Linked DNA regions of Homo sapiens: region 2 is linked to region 1. A link is a contact called in ENCODE Hi-C or POLR2A ChIA-PET data. All regions are on one chromosome and are shown on one strand. The core of a region is the stretch at or near the end of the contact, and the rest is flanking DNA. Distances in the headings are between cores, read along the strand shown. Region 1 has its middle 42 kb from the start of LINC01357. Region 2 holds the start of LINC01357 (long intergenic non-protein coding RNA 1357).

What was found. Hi-C counts contacts between places; a loop is a spot of excess contacts on that map. ChIA-PET counts read pairs that join two places held with the same protein, here RNA polymerase II (POLR2A). Pooled maps may share reads with other maps.
Region 2: a loop to region 1 is called in a map of Caco-2, with 6 times the contacts of the local background. The contact joins the promoter of LINC01357 here to the enhancer-like site in region 1. A Hi-C loop is called at or near these places in 3 of 168 maps with a recorded cell type or tissue (Caco-2, endothelial cell of hepatic sinusoid and endothelial cell of umbilical vein), 1 of 37 single-sample maps with no recorded cell type and 3 of 50 pooled maps. POLR2A ChIA-PET finds 5 or more read pairs at or near these places in 10 of 52 experiments (Caco-2, GM12878, H1 and 4 more).

Annotation. Positions count from the first base shown.
Region 1 is chr1:112,806,290-112,809,660 of GRCh38, forward strand. No RefSeq gene overlaps it. Among named protein-coding and RNA genes, the nearest start is that of LINC01357, 42 kb to the right of the region's middle. RefSeq lists enhancers at 2,864-3,371, 3,101-3,371. Within about 2 kb of position 1,967, at least 3 of the 41 ENCODE cell types and tissues checked have a DNase peak (open chromatin) inside an H3K27ac peak, as active enhancers do.
Region 2 is chr1:112,848,101-112,851,491 of GRCh38, forward strand. It overlaps LINC01357 (long intergenic non-protein coding RNA 1357), which reads left to right and starts at 1,757. Exons shown (of 2, transcript NR_189282.1): 1 at 1,757-2,327. LINC01356 (long intergenic non-protein coding RNA 1356) reads right to left here and starts at 2,543. Exons shown (of 7, transcript NR_103746.1): 1 at 1,580-2,543; 2 at 854-950.

The DNA of each region.
Region 1 (3,371 bases), core at 717-3,216:
TGCACTGGCATCATGGGTGTGAGGGCCCTCCCACTGCCAGCCTCTGTGCCTTCCTCTCCCAGGCCCCTGGGTTCACCTCCTGGCCACACAAGCCTCAGGGAGAGGATACGGATTAACAGTGTTTGTACAAATTGCAGGGACAAGGGAACATTTCCCCTTCGTCCTTTGAAGTTTTGCTGAAAATCACTGACAAGAGGCAGATTAGTGAGAGAAAAAGTAGACAAACAGATTTAATGTGTACATGGCAGACTTCAGAATAAAGACCCAAAAGATACAGAGGAAATTGTCCATTTTTATGCTGAGGTTCAACAAAGTATGGACAGCTATGTAGAAATGTGACTGGACAGGCTGGGCACGGTGGCTCACACCTGTAATCCCAGCACTTTGGGAGGCCAGGTTGGTGGATCACCTGAGGTCGGGAGTTCAAGACTGGGCCTGACCAACATGGAGAAACCCCGTCTCTACTAAAAATACAAAATTAGCTGGGCATGGTGGCACATGCCTGCAATCCCAGCTACTCCAGAGGCTGAGGCAGGAGAATCCCTTGAACCCGGGAGGCGGAGGTGGCAGTGAGCCGAGATTGCGCCATTGCACTCCAGCCTGGGAAACAAGAGCTAAACTCCATCTCAAAAAAAAAAAAAAAAAAAAAAAAGCCAGGCATGGTAGCTCATTCCTGTAAGCCCAGCACTTTGGGAGGCCAAGGCAGGCGGATCACCTGAGGTCAGGAGTTCGAGACCAGCCTGACCAACATGGAGAAACCCCATCTCTACTGAAAATACAACATTAGCCGGGTGTGGTGGTACATGCCTGTAATCCCAGCTACTCAGGAGGCTGAGACAGGAGACTTGCTTGAACCCAGGAGGCGGAGGTTGCAGTGAGCCGAGACTGCACTATTGCACTCCAGCCTGGGCAATGAGTGAAACTCTGTCTCAGGAAAAAAAAAAAAAAAAAGTATGATTGGACAAAAAGAGTACGATCTAACGCTAACAGACTGAGTGGGGAATCCCAGCAGGGCCGGTCTGTCTAGATTCTTCTTGGCCTCTCAGAGCACGCATTCCTGCATTCCTTCCTTCTGAATGTGGGGCAGGACCCTCTCTGGAATGGGGGTCTTATAACCCATAGTCAAACAAGGCAGGTCAGGTAATTTCTTTATGACCAGTTTTTACACAGAAAGGCAGAGGCAAAGTTAGATTAATGATTTTTGGTTTTATGGCTGGCTTTGGGGAAAAGGTGCTGGTTTCAATGACTTGGTGGGGAAGAGGGATTCTATGGCTAGCCTTGGGGAGAAAAGGATTGAGAGACAAGAGAATGGATAAATAAAGAATGCTGAGGTCACCCAGAAAGAAGAAAGGCAAGAAGCAGCTACCAGAGTTGGGGAATAAGAGGGAAGCATTTTATAGAAGCTTGGAGAGTGAATGAGGGTGCCCTGAGCAAGTGGGGCTCAGACCCCTGACTCATGGAGCCAATCAATTCTATAAAGATCCAAATGCAAAACTAACAACAAATGTTGTTTCGACATATGTACCGATGTGGCAAAATTTTTAAAAAGCAAGGGAACGATAAACACAAATTTAAATGGCAATTACCTCTTCCACAGGGAGGCAGAGGGGTGGAGGAAAAGGCACATATAGGACGATGCAAGTTATATGATTTCTAGTTCTCGTGAGTGATGGGCTCATGGGTGTTGATCGTATTTTGTTTTATAAGTAACATTTAAAAATATGTTTTGTGGTATCTCCTTTCTGAAAAGGACCCCAATGTTTCCTCCCTCCTAGAATTCATATTCCCTCTCACATCGTACCAGGGTTGGCCTGTGTCAGCAATAGAATATGGCAGAGGTGATAGTATGTCACTTCCAAAATTAGGTTCTAAAAGACACCATGGCTTCTATTTTGGTTTCTCTTGCCTGCTGTCTCTTGGCATATTCGCTCTGGGGCAAGCCAGCTGCTATGTTCCTAGCAGCCTACCGGGAGGGCCCAGTGGCAAGAAATTAAGTCTGCCAAGGACAGCTGTGTGAGTGATCTTGGAAGTGAATCCTTCCCAGCCTTCAGATGACTGCAGTCCTGACCAACATCTTTTTGTTTGTTTGTTTGTTTGTTTGTTTGTTTGTTTGTTTGTTTTGAGATGGAGTTTCGCTGTTGTTGCCCAGGCTGGAGTGCAATGGCGTGATCTCGGCTCACTGCAAACTCTGCCTCCTGGGTTCAAGTGATTCTCCTGCCTCAGCCTCCCGAGTAGCTGGGATTACAGGCATGCACCACCACGCCTGACTAATTTTGTATTTTTAGTAGAGACGGGGTTTCTCCATGTTGGTCAGGCTGGTCTTGAACTCCCAACCTCAGGTGATCCGCCCGCCTCAGACTCCAAAGTGCTGGGATTACAGGTGTGAGCCACCACGCCCGGCCCTGACCAACATCTTGACTGAAACTCACGAGACACTGAGCCACAACCTTCCAACTAAGCTGTTCCTGGATTTCTGACCCTAGGAAACTGTGTGAGGTAATAGATGTTTGCTATTTTAAGTCAAGACATTTTGGGGATAATTTGATACATAAGATTAAATAATTAATACATAATTATTTGATATGCATAGAATATTGAACTTTAAAATATGAGTGGGGGTCTAGGGTGTGGTGGCTTAACACCTGTAATCCCAGCACTTTGGGAGGCCGAGGTGAGAAGATTGCTTGAGGCTAGGAACTTGAGACCAGCCTGGGCAACATAGCGAGACTCTAACTCTACAAAAAAAATTTAAAAATTTTAAGATATTAGCCTGGCATGCTGGTGCACACCTGTAGTCCCAGCTACTCAGGAGACTGAAGTGGAGGATTGCTTGAGCCCAGGAGTTCCAGGCTACAGAGAGCTATGATTGTACCACTGTATTCCAGCCTGGGTCACAGAGAGACTATGTCTCAATCAATCAATCAATAATGAAAACAGTGAGAGGTAAAAGAAAAAAGAGAATCTAGGTTTGAGGGAGGCCAGCTGGAAGTAATATGAGTGGTGCCCTGACATGCAGGGAGTGGGCAGCCTGGAGGAGGGATGAGTGGGTGCCCAAAGGGAGCCGGGATCCTGCCAAGAGACTGCAGGGCCTCTCTGCCCACACGAGGGCGCCCCACATTGCCGTATCTGGGCTAGGGGATGGGAAATGAAGACCAAGAAAAGGCCTTCTGGGGAGGGAATGTCCTGTGTGCCCACACACTGGCCCCTCTCTCCAGGTTTCTTGAAGGTCAGCGTGAGGTCCCTCTGGCAACTGGAGACAGAGCCGGTTTTCAAGCCCTGAGAATGCATGCCTCTGCAAGTCAAGGCTGTCTCCTCTGCAGGGTAGCATGTGTTATGGTTGATTGTGAGTGGTGGCAGTGAGGGTGTGAGTG
Region 2 (3,391 bases), core at 507-3,006, 42 kb after region 1:
GGATTTCACCATGTTAGCCAGGATGGTCTCGATCTCCTGACCTCGTGATCCGCCCGCCTCAGCCTCCGAAAGTGCTGGGATTACAGACGTGAGCTACCGCACCCAGCCAGGCCTGCATCTTGAAGTGAGTTACTGAAGACAAAGTTTGGCGCTAATTTAAATAATGTGACTGATGCGACTGATTGCGACCACAACGGAAGGGTACCCCACAGGTCACAATAATTATCCCAAAATTAACTGAAGATGCCCACTGTTACTTCTGTTTAACCATGTGTTAACCATGTAGTTATGGGAACTACAATGACGTTCACTACCTTAGAGAAACTTACAATCTTGGGCCAGGTGCCGCACTTCACAACTATAATCCTAGCACTTTGGGAGGCCGAGGAGGCTGAATCACCTGAGGTCAGGAGCTCGAGACCAGCCTGGCTAACATGGTGAAACCCCATCTCTACTAAAACTACAAAAAATTAGCTGCGTGTGGTGGCAGGCACTTGTAATCCCAGCTACTCGGGAGCCTGAGGCAGGAGAATCACTTGAACCCGGGAGGCGGAGGTTGAGGTGAGCCAAGATCGCGCCACTGCACTGCAGCCTGGGCAATAAGAGCGAAACTCTGTCTAAAAAAAAAAAAAAAGAAAGAAAAACAGAAACTTACAATCTGTTACAGGAGACAGCAAACAAAAATAATACAAGGTTCGGCTGGGCGCGGTGGCTCACGCCTGTAATCCCAGCACTTTGGGAGGCCGAGGCGGGTGGATCTGAGGTCAGGAGTTCAAGACCAGCCTGGCCAAGATGGTGAAACCCCGTCTCTACTAAAAATACAAAAAAATTAGCCGGGCATGGTGGTGGTCACCTGTAATCCCAGCCACTCGGGAGGCTGAGGCAGAGAATTGCTTGAACCCGGGAGATGGAGGTTGCGATGAGCCGAGATCGCGCCACTGCACTCCAGCCTGGGCGACAGAGCGAGACTCGTCTCAATAATAATAATAATAATAATAATAATAATAATAATAATAATAATAATAATAAGGTTCACGTACTACAAAGCAGAGAACAGGGAGGGGAAGGAATTAGAAGAGAATTTCTATGGGCAGAGCAAAGTCATGGGTCACGGGAATCACGAACTGGGGAAAATTATTTGTCAGGTTTAATTAAAGGAAGAGGAACAAATAGAGTTTAAAGATTAGAAGGTTACAGGTGGCACCCCACAATCCCCAAAACAAACCCCACCTCGGCTCAGCCCCAGTCACCTCCCAAGGGGGTATATCTTGCCCAGAGAGCCTGAAGGCAGGGGCATTTGTTTTTACAGCCCAGTCACTATTCTTCCAGACAAAAAAAGCATTTCCTGTGAGGATGAAGTGATTACCCCAGGTCACCTGGCCACATTCCTCTCCGGGAGCTGGTGGCCACACCACCTGGCCGCCCCTCCACTAGCGCCGCGCTCCGAGGTCACGCAGCTGCCTGCGAAGCCCTCAGTGAGGCCGCCTCCCACCCCCTGGAGACGTGGTCTCCCCTCCCGCGAGGGTCCCTCCGACCCCACCCGGGCAACTAGGGCACCGCGGGCTGTTACCCAACTAACCATTAAGCGCGGAGCCGAGCGCGTGCGTGGCACGGAGAGGCGGGGCGGGTCTGGTCTGCGCTCTCGGCACCATGCGGCCCCCAAGACGTAGAGCTTCCCTGCCTCGGTTTGAAGGGACCGCTGGGCTGCCTGATTACGCGCCCCCGGCCGAGCCTGCGCACTGGGGACGCAGTCGGCCCTCGCGTCCTCTGCTGCCCGAAACAAGCGCGTGGAAAGCTTGGTCGGGGCTTCTCACAGCCGCGCGCACAGACTGGTTCTCCCCCCGCGTCTCCCGGGAGCGTCGCCGCCACCTGCACGCGTCCGGCACACAAACGTCGGTCTCACCCCTTAGTTTCTGGAAGAGAAAAAGGAAAAGCCACCGAGAGGCCTGACCCTGAGGGGTCGGGGGGAGATGCGGGCGCGTAGTAGAGGGAAGCGACTGAGGAGCGGGGACTGGGCAGCATTTGAATGGATGCGGGTGCCGCTGGCACCCGGGAAGACGCCTGGGAGCCGGCGCTGGGGAGCCGGGCATGGGCTGGGATGTGTTTGGATTCCAATCTGGGCCTGACACCAGTTCAGTGACCTCGGGAAGTTCCCCAACCCTGCGGGCCTGTTTCCTCCCTCTGAAGTGGCGACAGTAATAGAACCGACCTCGTAGGCTCATCGGGAGGTCCTGATGGGAGAACCCATGCAACTTGCCACCACAGAGCCAGGCCCGCGGCGACTGGCTCCTGGTGGGTATTAAAGACGAGTCGGGAAAGAAGAGCAGGTAAGAGGGCGGGGAGACTGGCCCAGTGGGTTGGGGTGTGCACCTCGGCCACGTGGAAAAGCGAGAATGCAGGGGCCGGACGCTTATGGACGATGCATATGTGGGGCCGGATAGAATTGTGGCAGGCGGCGCTGGGGCTGATGCGCCTCACCCAGATTATCCTCTGTAATCCTCACAGCCCTGTGAAGTGGGCCCTGCCATGAACATTTTGTAAATAAGGCACCCGAGGCTCAGAGAGGTGAAGTAATTTTCCAGACAGCCCAGCTCGTCAGCGGCCAGCATTTGAAGTCACACTCCAGAGCCTGTTTTTATCATAATAGCCGCTGTGACCGCATAACCAACGTGTGTGTTGAAGTGATCAAATAACCATGGGGTGGTCTCTGATGTCCAGGACTTTTGAGAAATACTGAAAAAGTATGAGGCAAGGCCCCTGCCTTCAAAGAGCTTTCAAGTTTATGGGAGAGACTGAGTCAGGCGCAAATTAACCAACATCTGTTGAGCACTTACTGCTTGCCAGGACCCTGCCCTTCTCTCACTGTCTTCCTCCCTTCCAGGACTCACCCCCTCACTTACCCTTCCCCTCAATTCTCACAAGAGATTGAAGAAGGGTAGAGACTGGAGGATGAGGCTGGGCGCGGTGTCCCATGTCTGTAATCCCAGCACTTTGGGAGGCCGAGGCAGGTGGATCACCTGAGGTCAGGAATTCAAGACCAGCCTGGCCAACATAGCGAAACCCCCCTCTACTAAAAATACAAAAATTAGAAGGGTGTGGTGGCACTCGCCTATGGTACCAGCTACTCAAGAGCCTGAGGAGGGAGAATCACTTGAACCTGGGAGGCAGAGGTTGCAGGGAGCTGAGATCATGCCACTGCACTCCAGCCTGGGTGACAGAGCGAGACTCTGTCTCAAAAAATAAAAAAATAGGCCGAGCGCAGTGGCTCACGCCTGTAATCCCAGTACTTTAGGAGTCCGAGGTGGGCGGATCATGAGGTCAGGAGTTCGAGACCAGCCTGGCCAACATGGTGAAATCCCGTCTCTACTAAAAATACAAAAATTAGCCTGGC